Linked DNA regions of Homo sapiens: region 1 is linked to region 2. The links are chromatin loops, found by intact Hi-C in ENCODE. Cell type or tissue: heart right ventricle. All regions are shown on one strand. Each heading gives the region's core, and the rest is flanking DNA. Links, peaks and the distances in the headings are about the cores only. Region 1 has its middle 220 kb from the start of SPRY2. Region 2 has its middle 130 kb from the start of SPRY2.

The links. Peaks named below come from ENCODE experiments on the same cell type or tissue, not always from the same donor. Only the 100,000 strongest peaks of a DNase experiment are listed, where the experiment ranks them.
Region 1: a loop joins it to region 2, with 2.0 times the contacts of the local background. A loop is called at or near these places in 3 of 110 quality-filtered maps.

Annotation. Positions count from the first base shown.
Region 1 is chr13:80,558,844-80,569,821 of GRCh38, forward strand. No RefSeq gene overlaps it. Among named protein-coding and RNA genes, the nearest start is that of SPRY2, 220 kb to the left of the region's middle. RefSeq lists an enhancer at 7,471-7,640 and a cis regulatory region at 7,556. In heart right ventricle, for the core only: no CTCF peak of the experiment used is centred there; no DNase peak of the experiment used is centred there; H3K27ac peaks cover 2,134 bases.
Region 2 is chr13:80,465,247-80,476,224 of GRCh38, forward strand. No RefSeq gene overlaps it. Among named protein-coding and RNA genes, the nearest start is that of SPRY2, 130 kb to the left of the region's middle. In heart right ventricle, for the core only: no CTCF peak of the experiment used is centred there; a DNase peak (open chromatin) is centred at 4,835; H3K4me3 peaks cover 335 bases; H3K27ac peaks cover 5,797 bases.

The sequences.
Region 1 (10,978 bases), core at 1,634-9,633, 94 kb after region 2:
GCGTCTCGCTCTGTCGCCCAGGCTGGAGTGCAGTGGCGCAATCTCGGCTCACTGCAATCTCCGCCTCCCGGGTTCACACCATTCTCCTGCCTCAGCCTCCCGAGTAGCTGGGACTACAGGCGCCCACACCACGCCCGGCTGATTTTTTTTGTATTTTTAGTAGAGACGGGGTTTCACCATGTTAGCCAGGATGGTCTCGATCTCCTGACCTCGTGATCCACCCGCCTAGGCCTCCCTAAGTGCTGGGATTATAGGCGTGAGCCACCGGGCCCTGCCAACAGTGAAAGTTTTAACCAAGGCTGCTGCGTGATGAAGGAAGCATTATAATCATTTGACTTCTCTTTGGAAGACAGAGGAAAGGAAGAAGCTCAGATCTCCCCTCAGACTTTAGATTAGCAATTCTGAGCGGTTGGTGCATTATAGACAAAGCAGGGGACATCGAGGAGATAGCAGGTTCTGAAGGTGTGGGTGATGACTTTGGTTTTTGTCCTATTTGATTTTTGGTACCTGTGGGACATCCAAAAGGTGTTGTGTAGTAAAGAGTTAGATATTTGGATCTGGAACTTGGGACAGAGATTGAGCCTGGAGATCTGGCCTAGATAATAGAATTCTTAGAGGTGCAGGACCTCTTATTTAAAGAGTGAAGTACAAGAACATGCTATAGGGGAGATGGAAAAGTAGTCATTCAAGAACTAGAAAGGTGGGCTGGGCGCGGTGGCTCACACTTGTAATCCCAGCACTTTGGGAGGCCGAGGCGGGCAGATCATGAGGTCAGGAAATCGAGACCATTCTGGCTAACATGATGAAACCCCATCTCTACTAAAAAAAAATACAAAAAATTAGCCAGGCGTGGTGGCGGGCACCTGTAGTCCCAGCTACTCGGGAGGCTGAGGCAGGAGAATGGCGTGAACCCGGGAGGCAGAACTTGTGGTGAGCCGAGATCGCACCACTGCACTCCAGCACTCCAGCCTGGGCGACAGAGCGAGACTCCGTCTCAGGAAAAAAAAAAAAAAAAAAGAACTGGAAAGGCATACAAAAGAATAGTGCCATGGAAATTTAAAGAAGAAAAAATATTAAATACTGTAGGAGATAGTATAAGTAGACTTCATGCAGTAGCCCTGTGATTTGACCAATTCATATGAGAGATTCAGAACAAGATGATTTACATAGTGCATTGGTAGAGAATCTTCACCACGCTGGTACTGCCCTGTGATGCAAACCCACCTCTGCATACTATTGGCAGCAGAGGTCCTGAAGGCAGGACACAGGGCACGCTGTGTTAAGAGCTTTCCTCTGTCTGTGCATTTACAGTGCTTGCTTCTGTCTTCTGCTGTGATCTCAATGAAACTTTCACATGTCCCTTTCTTTAACTAGAGAGCGTTTGCTTTCTATATTTGAGAAGACGGTCTTTGCTTGAAGTTGAATAACTTAACTTTTGAGTCCTCAAATAATATATTTAGGTAAACATTTAACCCAACATTCCCACTTTAACTCGTAGCTACTGGTTTTGTAAATAGTATTTGAACATAGTTTGTAAGCACAATATTTTGTGCATAGCTTGTATCCACCCAGAAAATGTCAAATGCATGAAAAATGTAGCTATTGACTTCTGTGTTTATTGGTCTGTTAACATTGCTCTTATGAGGCTGATTGCAATGAATGTTTTTACAATATACATGTGGGCAAGACCACTATTCAGTCTTATACATTTCCAACAAATCGTTTTTGATCATTTTAAAGTGGATTCAGTCTTTGAGGTGAGATTGACAATTAAAGGAAGTGAAAAATGATGAGTTCAATGAGTAAAACATTCAATTCTAATATCTCTTGCTTTTGGTAATTTTAATGAGAGTTTTCTTACTGTTTTTTGTGCTTTTTAGTTTTTGACTCTGTAAAACTGAGTCCACTTGGACTTGGGCCATTGGCCTATTTTGTGTTTCCAGTTTTTGCAAATTGGAACATATATTGAGTTTCATAGTTCATAAGCCAAAAGTCTATTAAAACCCCCTATTTACTCTTTTCTAATGGAAAAATGGAGTGATCTCCAACAGAGAGGGACTCCCTCTTCTGTGGGTTTGCCTGCAGAACAGGAGACTATTTATATGTGAGCTCAGAATCATTGTGCCAAAAAGGTGGTGTGTTTTGATGTGTCCTATTAATCATTGAGTTCTTTTGTTAAGATTTTTATTTTGTGTTTCACGGAATATAAATCTGGCTTATTGCCTTTAAATATTCATGCAGAATCATATATTATCTTAAACAGTTCATGTTTTTGTTGGCATCATTCTGAGATTGAAATTAAGTGTTTCCATAATTTATAAGCAAACCAACTGAGTTTATGAATATAAAATGGAACCAGTGAAGTCACTAGAGTGAAGATGCATAAGTCAAGTTTTTCTGGAAATGAATGTTATTTACTAGTAGTTGAGAACTGTATCCTTATGCTAGAACAAAATAGATTCCCTCTATGAAAGTCATAAAGTAATTCAATCAAATAATCAAGCAATTTTATTTTTGCTGTTGTTTCTACTGTGTTGAAGGGAATGAAATTTGGAATACTGGTGTTATCAACTGAATGTTTCTGTCCCCCCAAAATTCATATGTTGAAGCCCTAACCCCCAATATGATGCTATTTGATGATGGGGGTCTAGGGGAGGTAATAAGGTTATATTAGGTCATGAGAATAAGACCTTCAGGATGGGATTAGTGGTTTCATAAGAAGTAAAGAGAAAGCTGCCATGTGAGGACATAGTGAGAAGAGAGCAGGCAGTGTGCAAGCCAGGCAGAGAGCCCTCACCCAAAATTGAATTGGTCAGCACCTAGGCCTTGGACTTTGCAGCCTCCAGACCTGTGAGAAAACAAAAAAATTATTAGTTCAAGCAGACTAAGACAACTATATGATAATCTCTTAGCTCTTTCACTGTCACTTTATTTTCACAATTTTATGGCAACCTTCATATATCAAATGCAGACAAATCAATAAACAAAATGTTCAACACTGTTAGGTATTGCATGGGATATTAATAGAGTAATGGTAGAGAAATAGAAGAGTGATCAGGGTAACTTCATGTTGAATATGTCAAGGATCAAGTAGTGTAGTTAATGTTGTGAAAAGTAAATGGAGGGAGTGTTTCAGGAAGAGGGAACAGCCATCTCACTGGGCCTGTGTGTATCCTAGAATTACTCTTTGTGTATTCTAAATATTAAATAGAAACAATGGAAAGGAATAGACAAAGTTGACATTTGCTTAGAATTTGGCTGGGAGTGGAGAGAGACTGAAAATATAGAATTTCACGAGGCATGTATAGAAATTCTTTAAAGGAAAATAATGGTGAGGTATTTTAAATTGAAACAATTGTTGAAAATGTAGCTTCTTGGCAATACAATCTATATTGTTAGTTTCTATTCTTACTGTGACTCTGTTCCCTACTTTTATGTTGCAAAACAATTTGATATGTGTCTCTGAGTTCTGTAGGATCCATTTTACTATAGTAAATGCCTCTATACAAGCAGACATTAGAAACTATGAATGGAATTGGGAAGTCAGTATACATTTGCTAGAGTACAGTGTTTTATTTCTATCGCGTAAGTTAAAGTCTAACCTTCGGTGCCAGATTTCTGCACTGATTTCCTGGCCGAGGCTCTGTAAATGTGGTTGGCACCATACTTGAGTGGCTCAGGTAGCCAGGAAGTGAGATTATGTTTACCATTTTCATAAATCCTCATGGAATAAATATAGGCGCCTGTCACCGTTTCTTTTGCCACCCACTCTAGTCTTTAGCAGGAAGGAAGTATCATTTTCATCTCTCACTACAATGAAAGCTCTGAGAATCTGGTTACAGTTTCTCTTAGCAAATGGAATCCCAGAAGTGTCTGCATGTAGCTAAAATGCACATGTATTCCCCTCTCAGGGATTTTTTTTCAGACCATGGTTGAAAAATATCTGCTCTTTAAATTATTCCATTGCTTTACAGAGGAAGTATTAATTACATGACTGTAAGCATAGATCAGGCTGGGATGTAATTACAGGGCTTACTTTGTCTCTGTTGTCCAACAGAATTAGGCAGGAAGCATTCATGATGCCAGCAATTTAAGGTGTTTTGCAGCCCATTATGTTTCTGGTTCTCTCAAGAACCTAAGCATGGATCAAATGACATTTCTGTTGCCCAGTTGTCTGGAAAAAGAACAAAGCAAGTATGACCAAAAATACATTTTTATAAGTTTTATGTTTGTACATTGCTAGAAAATGTTACATACAACCTTAAAAATGTAGTCTTTTATAGCATCATTCTGGTTATCTAATTTTTCTCTAATTTGTGGTAGAGTGAGTCCATTATTAGCTTTACATTTGGTTATCATATTAAACAATGTAGTTGAGGAGATAAATACGTGGTTGTATTATATAGTTTTATATCTTTTAAACAATATTTGTGTATAGAATTGTTCTTAATGCCTAATTTCAAATTAGAAAATTAGAATCACCACAAAACTTTCTAAAACCACTGTTTTGTCTCATTCACTTTTATATATTATTTCCTATGTTGTGATTTTTCATCATCTTATAAAAATGAAATCTATTTAAGTTTTTACTTAGCAGTTCCCTTACTCTCAGCTTTTAAGCTCTCTTCTAATTAGTTAAAGATGCTTTTTTACTTTTCTACTATTTTCAGTCACTTGGGGCTCTACATCTTCTGAAAATTCTCCTCATAGTTACAGATTCTTCTCCCCCTCTTCTCTCATTCCAAATATTTTTCTTCACATGTTTCTTGTCACTCTTGGACGATCTGCACAACATTCCTACTTGTTCCTCAGACCACAGCACTATTTGGTCTCCCTGCAGTCTATCCCAATCACACTTTGAGTGCGTGTTCTTCTAGGAGCCCATGTACGTAGAATCACTGTTAGACCTAGTTGCCTAACCCTCACCTTGTTAACGGTTTTTGCAGTCTTTGTATCTATTTCCTGTCCAAAGTTTCATTTTTCATATTTTTATTACCTTCTTTGAAAACAGGATGACAATTTCTATCATAAATCAGAGTTGAGAAATGAACTTCCATGGCTGCATTTACCTTCTTTCTCCCTCTCCGAACTCTCATTCCCCCTCTCTACCTTAAAAAATCATATTGATAAAAGTCATCACTCCCAAGACACAAACTTGAATTTTGACTAGCATCTTCATTGTTTGCTAGGAGAGTAACACTAAATCTGATTGGTTATCTCACTTCAGAAGGAAATGAACAAATCATATTTAAGGTATTGCAATAGTTAGAGCTAGTAAAATTTAGGTACTGAGAAAGAAAACAAAAATATGTAATGAGAAGAACTTGTGATCCAGAAGGCTCCCATAGTGCAGCACAAGGAATATTGATATAAATGCAAGAGGCCTGGGTGTGAGTCTTGGCTCTGCCCCTTACTTGTGTGATATTGCTGGACACTTTTAAGTCTCAGTTGTCTCACATAAATAGGAAAATGTTATCCCTCTCAAAGAGGTGTCATGTTAAAATCAAATGGGATTATTGATTTGAAAGTATTTATTTTTATTATCTTTTATTATCTTCTGTCCTTTTAGTATCTTCTGTCCTCTATTCTTATACTAGTTAGTCAGTGCTCATTTTCATTTTTGGCTCTTTGTTTTTAAACCTGCGCTTATCACAGAACAGGATGCAGGGATGAACTTCAACTGATGCAATTCTCCTTTGATGAAGGTCACACAGGGTAGCTGTCAAAAGTGTGGAATCTGTAGTCAGGCAGATCTGTGTTTGTATCTCAGCTCTTCTGCTCCCTGTGGTAAGATGCTAAATTTCTTTAGGTCTCAGCTTCCTCATCTGTAAATTGGGAATAATAATGGTATGAGATACTAAATAAAGCACTTGGCACAGCAACTGGAACATAATCTGTTAAATATTCGTTCAATGTTAGTGATCATGAAAACAACCATCACCTGACTGCTGCTAGTCAACATATCCATTACAAAACCTCAAAATGTCAGTCAGGAATATAGTGTTGCACCTGTTTTCTTGTCTTTAAATATTTGTACACCATAATGTTCTAACATCACTTAGACATGCAACCAATCTGACTTTATAAAGTTGGTATATTATCCAAAGTAGTTGAAATTAGAGATGTTGGATTTTATTTAAAGACATGGAAATATTCATATATTTTATATTTAGTTTTCTGTTTTTACACACTGCATGTGAATATATGTAATAAAGATATTATGTTAATGCCAATGATTGTTGCTAAATCAATAAAGAGGAAATTTGTATTGGAAAGATCAGTGAACTTCATAACACAAATCTTGATTTTGTAAACCATTTCTTCCATTGCCCATTAGAATGACTATGTACTATCTTCAATCTAAATTTTGATCTTTAAAATTTCTGTGATCTCTGCCTCCTTGCATGTATCTACTCAAGCCAGAGGAAATAGATACAGTTTTATGTAGAAAAAAGTATCTGTGAAATGGTTTTAATATTGCCCGTGAAGAATATAAAAATGTGTGACAGTGGTGAGGTGACAGTTATTATTCAGATGTCATTGTACATAAAGTATTTGAGTTTAGTTAAGTGGCATGGGGGAAAATTAATATGAACAAATGATATATCTTAATTATAGATTTTTTTAAAGGATTGAAGCATAAGAGTTTTTATTTCAATCTTATTTCAGAAAACTGAATTTTTTCTTTCTTTTTTTTTTTTTTTGAGACAGAGTCTCGCTCTGTCACCCAGACTGGAGTGCAGTAGCACAATCTCGGCTCACTGCAAGCTCCGCCTCCTGGGTTCACGCATTCTCCTGCCTCAGCCTCCCGAGTAGCTGGGACTACAGGCACCTGCCACCACACCCAGCTAATTTTTTTTTTTTGTATTTTTAGTAGAGATGGGATTTCATCATGTTAGCCAGGATGGTCTCGATCTCCTAATGTTGTGATTCGCCTGCCTCAGCCTCCCAAAGTGCTGGGATTACAGGCATGAGCCACCGCACCTGGACAGAAAATTGAATTCTTAAATACGTTTTTGGCAGAAGTTACAAAGAAAGTTTAATAAATAGATAATAATTTTTTTTTTTTTTTAGATGGAGTTTCACTCTTGTTGCCCAGGCTGGAGTGCAATGGCACAATCTTGGCTCACTGAAACCTCTGCCTCCTGGGTTCAAGCGATTCTCCTGCTTCAGCCTCTTGAGTAGCTGGGATTACAGGCACCTGCCACCAAGCCTGGCTAATTTTTTTATTTTTAGTAGAGATGGGGTTTCACCATGTTGGCCAGGTTAGTCTCTAACTACTGACCTCAGGTGATCCACCTGCCTCAGCATCCTGAAGTGCTGGGATTACGGGCATGAGCCACTGCACCCAGCCAATGATTTCTTAATAAGTATATGAATTGCTATGTGCATACATCTTTCTCCAATTCTTGAATATGATTTAATTTACTTAACATTCAATTATAATTTCTTAATATTATTAACTTGCTTGGCATATTCATTTTGCAAAAGGCACAGAAATATTTGTTGTGGAAGTGATGGCCGTTTATTTCCCAAAAATCAGTATTCTCTCTTTCAAGTGGAGAGGTGTCGCTGAAAAAAATACCTGTCTAGTGTCCCAGTGGGAATCTTTCCCAGCCCCACCTGTAGTTAAGTACAGCCATATTGTAATCAATTAAAGGAGAGAAAAATGAGCTCCTCTTCCAGACTTGCCCATAAGGACCTTCCATGAGGCACTCCTTTTGCCTTTTTCCTCTTCTGGATGGTCGGATTAGAGAAAACCCCTGGGAGGACCGTAGAAGGCTTAGAAGCTGGGCTCCTGACTGATTATGTGGGGGAGATTCTCCTGTTGAACTGCACTTGGACCATCTGCATTGGAGAGCAAAATTAAAAGAGTAAAATTAAATTCTAATTATGATAATCCTTTCGATAGTAGCAGTTATTACAGCAACTTATATTACTCTAGTATATTTTCTCAGCTATGTCTTGACTTGTTACAAATAATAGAATCCAAAGATATAATATTTTACTGTTGGTAGCTGTTACACAATATTTTAGCCTTAACATACCACAGTACCCTTTAATTTAACATATAGGTAGTGTCACTTCAATTATCAGAAACCTGTATTTATAGATTTAAAAAATTATTTCTTAATAAAATATCAACTTTTAGCCCTTTTCACATTCTGTTTAATTTTATATAATCCTTAATTGATATCTCAAAGCTCTTGCACACCTCTGTACTACACAAAATTAAAGAACTGCCATTTCTTTTCACCCAGGAAATAAAACTCTCTAAATCTTGAACTCTCAGAAAAGGGGTCCCAGAATGATAATGTAACACTATTCTCCTAACTATACTCCAAATCTTTTGGGTGGTTTGTGTTTCCTCAGAATCAAACCCTGAGAAAAATATTCAAGTTCAAGTTACTTATTTGACAGTTAATTTCAGAAAATGCCAGTAGGGAATGGGAAAGTGTAGAAGAAAAGGAAAGGCAGCCAATAACAAATTCATTAGCAAGCAGGTTGCTACTGAGAATAGCTAGATTTTGTTCTCGCAGAGGAAATCTGGCTGTGCTTCAAAAATACCCCCAAGGTGGGGAGAGCAAGCTGGGACGTTCACACAGCAAACTCCCTTAAGTCATTGGTTGAGGGATGTTCTCAAGGGGTGGTAATTCTCAGACATTTCTAGGATTCAGTGGCTTTGGTAGCCAGAGAAAAACACATACGCAACAAAATGCAGGTGTAGCCAGTTGGAAATCCAGAGAACAGGCATTAAAGTAAGTGTGAGGGGTTTGAGTGGGGCAGCAACAGTGATAATATCCCACTTCAAAATCTTACTCCAAGAACAGCAAGTATATGAATGGAAACTCGAAAATGGTGAAGTTTAGCCACCATGTTATTTTACAATGATATGTACACAAGTCTTTTTTAGCCTAATTTTAGTATTTTTACTACCATAAGATCATAATTTTTATTTCTTCTGTGTGTCTATTTCTTGTTTCTTATCCTTGTGATACATACTACCTTATTTGGTCTCCTGGGCATCTAGTTTTCTATTAAAACAAAAACAAACAAAACATCTTTTCATTTTGTTTGGTGATTTTATATCAGTTCATTTACCATCATCTTGATTTGGGCAGTTACATTAATCTGATTTTCTGAAAAGAATGATGGAGTGTACATTTAGATCCTAAAGAGGAGGAAGGGAACATAGAAATTATGTTGTGCCTCCGATTCCTCTGGTCAGTGCAGATATTGCAAATGGATTACATGATTGCCTTCAAGACTCACTTCACCCTGAGCTTCAAGCACACTTTTGTCAGTTTTGCAAACATTCACATTCTATTGCCCATAGTTTGTATTTCTTTACAATTAAAACCATAATTTTTAATCAGTTCAATAGCCTACCTTCTCTTCATCCATCTCTGCGCTACTAAAGGCTTTTTCAGAAATTCATACACCTGGCAGATGAGCATTTTTACCATTTACTTCCCCAAACCTCACTTGGATGCCATAATGGTTTTGGGGAATGCTTGGGTACCTCCCTAGTGAGCACTGTTGTTAATTCTCCACAGAGACACACAGTTTTTTATTAATTATAACCTTTTTATTGCAAATGTCAGAAAAGCAACTTGAATCCGCTTAAGCAAAAATATGTAAAGGGAATATATTAAAATTTTTCTGGGATGTCTCGTGAATCGAAGGATGGGAAGAGGACTGATCCTCAGTAACAACTGGAACCAGGAGACTAAATTCCACCTTCCTTCATTTTGTATTTATTATTTTCATTAGGAATCTATTTCAAACTTTAGTTTTTTCTGTGCAGATCACGTCTGCTCTGTGTTCCATATGGGAAGGAGCACATGGGAAACACAATGGAAGGACAGTAAGACCTGGCACTAGGGTTTCCATCCTGAAATCTGGGTTACTAGAGAGAGACTGACTTTTACAGCACAGGTTCAGAAATTCTAGTGAACACTCTCATTGGTTACACTTGAGTCCAGTGCTCAGTTCTGTGCTAATCAACTGTGGCCAAGCAGGCTATTTAGGACAATAGTTGGGCAGTTCCAACAGAATGATTTGGACGAAACAAGTTGTATCAAGTGGCACGGAATGGACAGTTAGTGGAATTTTGAGAGTGATGGACAATACTACCATAATTAATTGAGGCATTACCCTTTTCTACTTTCTTAAAATTATAATCTAACCATCTGTCCATTTTTCTCAAAAAAATGCCCTTATCTATTTCATGAAAATGAATGAAAATGTGCCTACAGCTGCATTTATTATTTCTCTTTCCACTCCATTTTTTTTGTAATAAAATAATTGGACTTAATTCCTAAGCTGAATTTCTAGGCCCTTATTATTTAGAGTCTGCCATATTATTTTTGAACTGGTGTCTACAACTCTCAGCTTTATTGTCCTTGTTTCAACCTACAACCTACTGCTGGATTAACCTTCTGAATTAACAGTTATCTCCATAGCACTGTTTTATGAAGACACCTTCTTGGGGTCATTATTCCAATTAAGTATGGCAAAAAAAATCTGCTTGGCATTTAGGGCTCTCTAGTCCAAAATGTACTACAACCTATTTCCCAAGCTCTTATTTTTCCCCCATATGTGAGTGTCATACTTTAGATGCTTCCATTTCTTCCTTTAAGAGACCCTGAGTTTTCCTAGTTTGGTACCTTTCTCCTTCTGTTGCCCATATCTGTAATTCCATTTTTACATTTTGAAATCTCCTTCACCTTTCAAGACTCATAAATAACCAGGTCTTTGCAAATTTTTTTCTTCATCTCTCTATTGAAATAATTTCATCTTTGTACAAAGATATAGTCTGTCTCATATTGTGATCACTGCGGTATTTATGCTAACCCATCTATGAATGTAATTTTTTAACCAGACATTACATAGAACCCTCTTTATCTTAAAAAATTACACTTACTTGGAATAGAGTTACATAGCCTTTTTTTCTTTTCTTTTCTCTTTTGAGACG
Region 2 (10,978 bases), core at 1,450-9,449:
TGGATAGGTTCTTGGCAGTATTACTGACTTGATTTGCTCAGGTACACATATGCCCCTTAACTAACTGCATAGAATTATACCTATTCCTAAATTACACCAAGAAATTCAGTGTCACTCCTTGAGCAAAACTTGCTTCACCTACCTCTGAAATGCACAAGAGGAATGTTTTTCTCTGAAACAGAGAAAAAGAACTACAGAATCTGAACAATTCACAGTTGCTGTTGATTCTGTTGCTGTTCTACGGACTTTATGTCTTCAGTGATACACTGGCTGTCTTCCAGCTCTGCCTAGGTCACGGTCATGCCCACACACACTTTAACACACAAACTCTAAAAATTCTCACACTTGTTTATCTTTTGTTGCTAAAGAGTGGTTACTATATGAGTAAAGGGTTTTAGTTTAAAGGCCACATACAAATGGAAGAAATAAATTAATTGAAATGATACTGCAAATCCCAGAATTACTGGGAAGGCAGAATAAATAGGTTTCGATTTAATGCAGCAAGAGTCACAACAACAAGAACAACAACAGCAAAACACATCATGTAACTGGTCTGGAGAAAATAGCAGTTGGTACACTGCCGAGAACTACGCCTTCAGGTGTGTCTTGCCTGCACTATTGCTGGTAATTCCTGAATTTGGCTCCTGAATTTCAGCCTAGTGTCCCTGAAAAGCAGATACTATGCCATCACCACTATCAGCAGAGCACATTTTCAACTATCTTTTCTTTTTGTCATTAGTTCTTTATTTATAATACAGGCTGGGTACATCTGAGAGATGCTGTGGAAATGTGCCTGTCCCCTAGCTGCAAGAAAGTCTGGGATAGCGAGTATATACCACCTTTTGCTTCTGCAGTAGGATATACCTCCCATCAAGATCTGTAAGTTGTGAATGTCTCTAAATTTAAGGAGGAAGATCAGATGCTAGGCACCCCCCAAAAATGACAAATGTCTATGATAGGATACCACTCTTTGGCTGCCTAAAATCGTAACATATTTCTTTCTACATGTATACTTCGATTTTTTCAGATGTCATAGTAAAATGATCTCATAATAGACATTGGAGACTATGAACGGTGAGAGCATGGGAAGGGGGGGTGAAAATTGAAAAACTACCTAATCGGCACAATGTTCACTATTTGAGTGATGGGTACACTGAATGCCCAGACTTCACCACTACACAATATATGTATGTAAGAAACCTGTACTTGTGGATGTGAAGGTCCTCTTCAAGGAGAACTACAAACCACTGCCTAAGGAAATAAAAGAGGACACAAACAAATGGAAGAACATTCCATGCTCATGGATAGGAAGAATCAATATCATGAAAATGACCATACTGCCCAAGGTAATTTATAGATTCAATGCTGTCCCCATCAAGCTACCACTGACTTTATTCACAGAATTGGGAAAAACTCCTTTAAAGTTCATACGGAACCAAAAAAGAGCCCTCATAGCCAACAGAATCCTAAGCAAAAAGGACAAAGCTGGAGGCATCACGCTACCTGACACCAAACTATACTACAAGGCTACAGTAACCAAAACAGCATGGTACTGGTACCAAAACAGAGATATAGACCAATGGAAAAGAACAGAACCCTCAGAAATAACACCACACGTCTACAACCATCTGATCTTTGACAAACCTGACAAAAACAAACCATGGGGAAAGGATTCCCTATTTAATAAATGATGCTGGGAAAACTGGCTAGCCATATGTAGAAAGCAAAAACTGGATCCCTTCCTTACACCTCATACAAAAATTAATTCAAGATGGATTAAAGACTTAAATGTAAGACCTAAAAACCATAAAAACCTTATAAGAAAACCTAGGCAATACCATTCAGGACATAGGCATGGGCAAAGACTTCATGACTAACGCACCAAAAGCAATGGCAACAAAAGCCAAAGTAGACAAGTGGGATCTAGTTCAACTAAAGAGCTTCTGCACAGCAAAAGATACTACCATCAGAGTGAACAGGCAACCTACAGAATGGGAGAAAATTTTTGCAATCTACTCATATGACAAAGGGCTAATATCCATAATCTACAAAGAACTTAAACAAATTTACAAGAAAAAAATAACCCCATCAAAAAGTGGGCAAAGGATATGAACAGACACTTCTCAAAAGAAGATATTTATGCAGCCAACAGACATATGGAAAAATGCTCATCATCACTGGTCATTAGAGAAATGCAAATCAAAACCACAATGAGATACCATCTCACACCAGTTAGAATGGCGATCATTAAAAAGCCAGGAAACAACAGGTGCTGGAGAGAATGTGGAGAAATAGGAACACTTCACACTGTTGGTGAGAGTATAAATTAGTTCAACCATTGTGGAAGACAGTGTGGCAATTCCTCAAGGATCTAGAACTAGAAATACCATTTGACCCAGCTATGCCATTACCAGGTATATACTCAAAGTATTATAAATCATGCTACTATAAAGACGCATGCACACATATGTTTATTGCAGCACTATTCACAATAGCAAAGACTTGGAACCCACCCAAATGTCCATCAGTGATAGACTAGATTAAGAAAATGTGGCATATACACCATGGGATACTATGCATTCATAAAAAAGGATTAGGTCATGACCTTTGCAGGGACATGGATGAAGCTGGAAACCATCGTTCTCAGCAAACTATCACAAGGACAGAAAAACCAAACACCACATGTTCTCACTCATAGGTGGGAGTTGAACAATGAGAACACATGGACAGAGGGTGGGGAACATCACACACCAGGGCATGTCAGGGGGTGGCAGACGGGGGGAGGGATAGCATTAGGAGAAATACCTAATGTAAATGACGAGTTGATGTGTGCAGAACACCAACATGGCACATGTATACATATGTAACAAACCTGCACACTGTGCACATGTACCTAAAACTTAAAGTATATATAAAAAAAGAAACCTGCACCTGTGCCCCTTAAATACAGAAAAATAGTTTTTAAGAAAGAAAAAAATACAAAAAAATTCCATATAAGTCTGAGGCTGTACTCCCAGCTTACCAAAAGGGAGATAACACCAATCCTATCAGTTGTCGATTGGCCCAGGCCACCCTCTCTGAGTAATAGCAATTCCTCCCCTTGTTCTGCTGTGACCCTGACCAGAGAGTCTTTCAACTATGGATTTCATTGTGAAGTTAATTGTATAAAATAGTGAGGAAGAGGGAACTGAGAGTTGGAAGACTAGTTAAAGTTACGTTAGTTAAGCTATAAGCATATGTGTGATACTGAGAGGAAGATTTAAAAAAAAATTCACTGAGGTGGGTTCACAGAGACCCCCTTTCACTTCCATTTGATTTTTTTCCTTTCATCCAGCTCCATCTTATACATGCATGAAACAAGTCTTATTGATAAGGCTTTCTCAGTTTATCACAGCCTTTTTTACATTTCCTTTCCCCCATAGCCATTATCTTGGATCCAGATATTGGAGAACCTCTATATTGCCCAGACATTTTCTTTTTCCTTTCTCCTCCACAAATTCTTTTTATAAAAGCTAGTTATCTTTAAAAATGCACATGTAACTGTCTCTCTCTCTCAGCTTCCAGTGATTTGTAATTACCCTTTTGAGAAAGTCGAGCGCTCTCAGCATGGCTTAGAATATCTTCCCAGTTTGACCGCTGCCTTCCCCAGCCTCATCTCCCATGTCTCTCTTTCTTTGTGCTCCAGTTACATTCCTATGTCAGTTTCTCAGAAACTCCATTCTCTTTCCAGCCTCAGGGCCTTGCCGTAACCTTTCCTTTACTTTGAAATATTCTTGCCAATGCCTTCTCATTCTCCAATTTCTGGAGTCTCAGCTGAATTTCAGATCTTCAGGTCTTCATCATACATGCCTCTTCTAAGCCCAAACAAGCAAGGTGGCCATGTCTGCTGCTCTTTATACCACTTATTGTCATGGGCATGACTTCTATTGCTATTAGGTTGGCGCGAAAGCAGTCACTGCTTTTGCCATTGAAAGTAATGGCAAAAACCGCAATCACTTTTGCAACAACCTAATATTTGCTAAGTGCCTGTCTTGCTCCATTGCTCCAAAAGGAAATGGGCAGTGTCAGCCTGTGCACTGCTGCCTCCTCAGTGCCTGGGATACCTGTGACCTGACACAAGGGAGGCACCCAGCAAGTAATTGCTGAACAAATGAGTATGGGAAGAGGTTCTGCCTTGGTCATTATCAGGCCAGGCATTATGTTTTCAGGTTTCCATTTTCTCATGATAAAACTTCTTCATAAGAGGAAATCATCCTCTGATTTCTCAGGTAATTGAGGTTTGAAGGTACGAATGGGAAGGTATGAATTCTGTTTGCATTAAGGAATGAAGCTCATTTTGCTGTGGAGAGGTAGAATCGTTTTGCAAGAGGCCAAAATATCATTTGTTTCCCAGCACTAAACTTTGGCAAGAATAGTTCTCTGCTAATTCAAGTGACCAAGAATTTATGCAATTTCCTCTGAAGAAAATTATCCTTTTGAGAGCAGGAAGAAATATTTTACCCCCCTTACTGAAAGTTAATCGTTTTACCAGGATCTGTTTCTTCTTGCACCTGATTTTCTTCTTTCTTACACAATCAACTGTATCTGCTTTGTATAAATCTCTTGAATTTAAAAATTTGCCTTTCAGATGCCTGGTGTCCTAGGATGTGTATATTGAATCACCAGAAATAATTCAGTGACATATTATGCTAGCTTATTTCATACATATTTCCAACTTATGACTCATTGGTTTGAAGAGGACAAATGTGAACTAAGAGAAAACAGAGGACTTGATGTACTTGTGCCTGAGAGGATGAATCACTGTGCTGCTGGCGAAGGATCCTGGGTCAGAGTTGTCTGTCTCATGGGTTTGAATGACCCTCAGTGTTCTCTGTCCTGGCCCCACTCATGAACTCACATGCAACCTCACACAAACACACATCCAAAACACCACTCGCTTCTTACTTTGGAAGCCCCACAAAACTATTTCAGGCTGGAAGGCATGCATATAATAAAGAAAGTGGTTGTCTTGGAGGCTACAACTTGATAAAGGAACACGTCAGAGAGACCCAAAATGTTCACAGTGGCATTTTCATTCTCAGTGTTCAAGGAGTTGTATTTTCCACTCTCTCTCCACCATCTGTTTTTCTTACTATAGCAAATGTCATTTCCTATGGCGTTTAGCAGAATATGAAATGGGATTGTTTTCTAGTGAATTTTGATGCAGTTTTATGATTTTCCTTAGAGCCTGCCTGCCTGCTTTCTTTCTCTCCTTCCTTCCTTCCTTCTTTCCTTCCTTCCTTCTGTCCGTCCGTCCATCCATCTTTCCTTCCTCCCTTCCTTCCTTCTTTCCATCCTTCCTTTCATTTTACTAAAAAAAGTAGAAGTAGCTTTAACAGTACATTGATCAGACCAACTTTAAAATAACTCCTGTAGATTTGCCTCTAAACCTGGTTTGAAATTTGTGATAAGACAAAGTTCTTAAATATGTTAATTTTTAATCTGTTTATAACAAGCACAAATTCCCAAAGCGGTGTAAAGCTGTTAAGCAGTAAATTCCCATTAAAGTGACAAGCTAAGGATTTAACTTAATTGAAGGGGGAATGTGTATGTGGTTTTGTGTATGGAGGTAGAGAGGTGTGTGCCTGTGTGTCTGTAAAAGTAGTAAAGGAGGATACAAGGTAGAGGAAAGAGCAAAAGAGGAGAATTCAGGAAACAATAACAGCATGTACTTACATAGCATTTTCTATGTGTCAGACATTGTATGAACTCTACATTTTTAATTTAATTCTCAACATAGCCACACATTGGAGGTATTGTTGCTTTCTCCATTTTACATATGAGAAATGTAAAGGTTAAATCCTACAAAAGCTAAGGTCACACAGCTATTAAGTGACAGAGGTAAATGGTTCACATCCTAAGCATTATATTATGCTGTTTTCTCTCAACTACGACTCAAGCATACATTTGTAGCATAATGAAAGAGAGGATCCTTTGTGAAACATTAGCACCAGATTTATTGTCTCTTTGGGCAGAGAAAAGCCAAAGGGTTTTGGAAATCTTTCACCAATAGCAAGACTGTGGTCTACCGGAGAAGGTGGCTGTGTAGCTTAAGGGAATATGGCAAAGAGAAGCCAAGAGAGAACTCAGAATGTCTGGAGTATGAGATGTAATCACTGGGGCAGTATTGATGGTGGACTCTGCCCATGAGGCGCAACGCTGTGATGTCTGTTCTGGAAATATGTCACCACTTCAACTCTTCTCTTTCCATGACTGATTAGATGATGATTTACTCTCACAGAAAGAATGGAGATTAGGATGGGAAGAAAAGGCTCCCTCTGTTGAGGATGGCTCAACTCTGTGAAGCTGCTAGAGAGGTGCCACAGGAAGATGAGAGTTGAAATTAACCTTAGGGAAGGCAGAGATAGAAATAAATTGATTCATATTTTAGAGATATGTTTTTAGGGTCAACTATTCTGCTTTTCTCCAACTTAAAAAAGAAAAACTCTTATTACAATAGGTTTCCTCTTCCTAACAAGGGCTTCAGTACTTAAATAGGGTTCAATGATGGAGTTAATTTCTTGGATTTAGGATCCCACTGCTCTCCATTCCTTCTTTCCTATTTATTCATAAAATCTAATTTTGGTTCCAGACTCCATGTATGTCACTTTCATTAAACAGGAAATAATATTAAATTTTGCAGCCACCACAGGAGTAGCAGTTTTGGGAATTCTCATTCACTCTGAGTTTATAAGAAGGCTCAGAAAAATTGACAAGTATGTTCTTCAAATTGTCATTAGGGTAAATTTGTTGAGCTTTACACAATTTTGGGTAGGATTTTAACCTTCAGAGTTTTTTGGCACACAAATGTATTGACTTGGCAACCATTGTGTGTTCCATACAGGCAAAACCTTGTTGGCATTTGGAGTATCTGGGAGAGGAAAAGAAAGATAATCTTTTCTTCTCTTGGCTTCAGATCCAATATAGACAGAAAAAAAATCAGACAAAATATTATTTCTTGGCCGGGCGCAGTGGCTCACACCTGTAATCCCAGCACTTTGAGAGAAGGAGGCAGGTGGATCATGAGGTCAGGAGATCGAGACCATCCTGGCCAACATGGTGAAACCCTGTCTCTACTAAAAATACAAAAATTAGCTGGGTGTGGTGGCACGCGACTGTAGTCCTAGCTACTTGGGAGGCTGAGGCAGGAGAATCACTTGAACCTGGGAGGTGGAGCTTGCAGTGAGCCAAGATCGCGGCACTACACTCCAGCCTGGGTGACAGAGTGAGACTCCGTCTCAAAAGAAAAGAAAAAAAATTTTTTTTTAATTTGTCGTGTGCTTTAAAGATACTCCTAGTTTATTCTTCCAAACTAGAAGATAATGCAGTCATAAAATTGAATACTTGTTACCTTATGATACAAGAGCATTGAGAATGGCTACAGAAATATACAAGTGTTGCATTCCCAAATGGAATCGAGCAGACAAAAAAACAGCAATTCAGGAAACAAACAAGAACCGCACTCCTGCCACCAATTCCAGTAGATTGAACACATTCTATATGGATGTTGTATAGTAGTCATATATTTTTTATTCAAACTAGATTAACCAAAATAAGAGAGTTCATCTTTTAGTTTGGAAAAGATGCTGGGAGTAGGTCACATGATTTAAAGAAAAGTTTCAGGTATTAGGACCTTACCAGCTGGTTCTAAAATTCAATACTGTCAAATTTCTTCTCTCCTCATCCTTGCGTTTTCCTCTCCTCTCCTTCCAACCTCTCTCTTTCTGCTATCTGTTCGAATTTATATACTTTCCCCCCTGGCAGGGACTTCTCATATTCTCCTAAATTAGCAAACCTACTAGAAACAGAACTTTTCTTCCAAATGTAATATAACCATTTCAGGCAAGGTCTTTTATTGGCTTGATCGAGTGACATGTCCAACCCTGGACTAAGCAAAATGGAATTCCAGTTAGTTGGAGTTTCAGGACTTATTACAAGACTAATAGACACTGCTTATAATAAGCTTATAGTTTATTAAAAAGATAAAATATTACACGTGGAATAAACAGCACTCATTATTTGGCAACGCTTATTTTATCAGGTTTTATAAAATTGACAGACTTTTCTATTATATAAAAATTGAATTACATGTATGGAAGACTTACAGAAGTGCTGAATTTATCTTCCACAAGATAAAAGCCTTCTTTGGACCCCCAGAGTTGAGCAGGTTTAAGCTTTTATCATGAAAATGAACTCAATAAAAGCACTGAAGCTATATATTTAATAATGTTGTATTTGAAACAAGGGGCACATTGGATTGTTTTTACTTTCCCTGTATTTTCTAGACAGTGTAATTAAGAGTTGTTATTGTGCCCACTTTAAAGATTGTTCAGTTGAATTATTAATCTCCATCAATACTCTGCATGGGAAACCAAGTAGAAATTATGATCTTCTTAAAATAAAAGCATGCTTTAAAGAAAAGCATATAAACCCTATAACACCACAAAGACCAGGAATTTTTTGTAAGGTATTATTTCAGCTCTCCAAATGGTGCAGAGATTAAAGACAGGCCCAAATTAACATCTGCTACAGGGTACTGGACTCCAGGTAGTGGAACAGATGGAGAGAATCCAGCTCATGGATCACTGCAGGCAGGAGTGAGTGACTGAGCAAAAACAAATAAACCCATGAATCACAGCCCTGGAGGACAGAACTACAGTATTTACACAAAGTTTCATCATGGAACTTGGGCTAGTATTTGAGTTGTATATACTTAAAAACACTTAGGATAGCTGCTTCAGAAGCTTCAATTATCCTTTTGAGTTCCATTTATTTATTTACGTATTGACAATTCTATGGTATATATGTACAAAGTTATTAACCATGCACTACTGTATAAATGTAGAACTCCTGAAAATAATTTAAAATTTGCCTAGTCTTTAACCTGATTCATTAACCTCATTCAATCAGACATAGATATATTATGGTATCTATATACAATAAAATCTGTATATAGTTCTCTTTACTGGCCCTGCACACGAGCCCTTGTCAGAGACCAGTATTTCTCTGACAAAAAGAGTTATCTAAATCTTTTTTCCTCCAAGTTTTGTCCATGTACCACCAGCAACAACATCACAGCAGAATCTCAGGCTCCATCACAAACCCACTGAAATTAAAACTGGTGTTTGACAAGACCTACTGGTGATTCCAAGTGTCTCTAGGATTTGTGTAAGCAAACAGTAATGGAGAAGGTCATTTTAGAAGGGAGGCTTGCCGGGCATGGGGGTTCATGACTGTAATCCCAGCACCTTGGGATGCCGAGGCGGGTGGATTGCCTGAGCTCAGGAGTTTGAGACCAGCCTGGGCAACGCAGTGAAACCCCATCTCTACTCGGGAGTCTGACACAGGAGAATTGCTTGAACCCGGGAGGCGGAGGTTGCAGTGAGCTGAGATCGTGCCATTACACTTCAGCCTGGGCAACAGAGTGAGACTCTATCTCAAAAAAAAAAAAAAAAGGCTCAGAGGCAGCAAGAGATATAGAATTTAAAGGTCCCCAGTGATCTGGATGTCGCTGAAGTTTTTAAACTGGGGAATAATGTAAACCAAGTGTTGAGAAAGAAGAGCAATGTGATTCCACCATTTAGGTGGGTGTGGAGAGAGAAGGCGGAAGCACTAAGAACACATGGGGGCACAATACTGAAGCAAAGGCATTATTGGTCTGGTGTGGGCTTTTGGCAATAGGGATGGTAAGGGAGAGACTGTGAAACATTCTGAATTAATTTATTTGATGAATTAGTTAAGTGACTTCTTGGGATGAGTTAACATGACCCCAGGAAAATGAAATCGGTAGGGAGGAGGCACAAAGTTTAATGCAGAGAATATAAGAGCAGTGGTAAATTATAGAGAAAGAATGAAGCCCAGCTCTCAATTTCTCAGGTTTGCACTCTACTCAATTAAACTTATGGTAGTCCCTTTGCCTGACACCTTCATAGCTAAAATATATTTTTTAAAATGAAGGTGGTGGTGGTGGTGGACATCTATATAGCTTCTAAAACATTGACTTTACCCTGCCTAACAGGAGTTTTGACTTTTACTCCTGTGTTACAAAGGACAACTTAGATATCTATTTTCTGAATATTAGAAACATTTAACGAATACTGTCTATATTACAGTGCAACTTTTTCAATATTTAAAAATATTCTGGAATATTTAAGTACTTTAGGGCTGTTATCTTCAAATTACAATATAATTTTAAAATTTTTCATGTTTGATAATTACTGTTTTTTTCTTCACATTTTTTCATGAAAGCCATCAAAAATATACCTCAAATGAATTTCATGATTACAGTGAATCCAAGAGATTAAGAACACTGGATAGTGAAACCACAGACCTCATTTACATTTTCTTAATATAAAATGAAAAATAAAGCATATATTGTTCTTACACCATTTGGTTCAAAGAAGCCAAATAAAAAAGCAACGAAAACAACATACTCCTGACAAAGTGCTCCAATAAACTAATGTTTTTTGACTGAGACTGATGTTTTTGACATTTGTTATTAAATGGAGTTGTTGCACTCTGCAATGCACATGGCAAATTCTAAATACAAGAGCAAAATCCAAACCGAGTAACTCCTCCTTTCACAGTACATCCCGTCATCTTGCTCCTTCCTAGACTGTTCCCATTCACTCAAAATAAGCTTGAGATCCTGCCTTGTGGGGATAACTGCAAACTGCAGTCAGATGTAGGAGCTGCTTAATCAGGTCTCAGAACCAGGCCTTAATTAGAATGCTTGGAAAAGAAGAGCAAATGAAAATTATTAAGCTGCACTGTTTATTCCTGTTTCTAATTTTAAAGAGGAAATCATGCATTAATTAAGCCATGGGTTAATGCTTTGAGGCACATTTTTGAGATACCCTAAAATAACAAGGAGAAATTTTTTTTGTTCTGTTTTGATAAACCCACTCTTGACTACTTGCTATATATGGTATGATATACT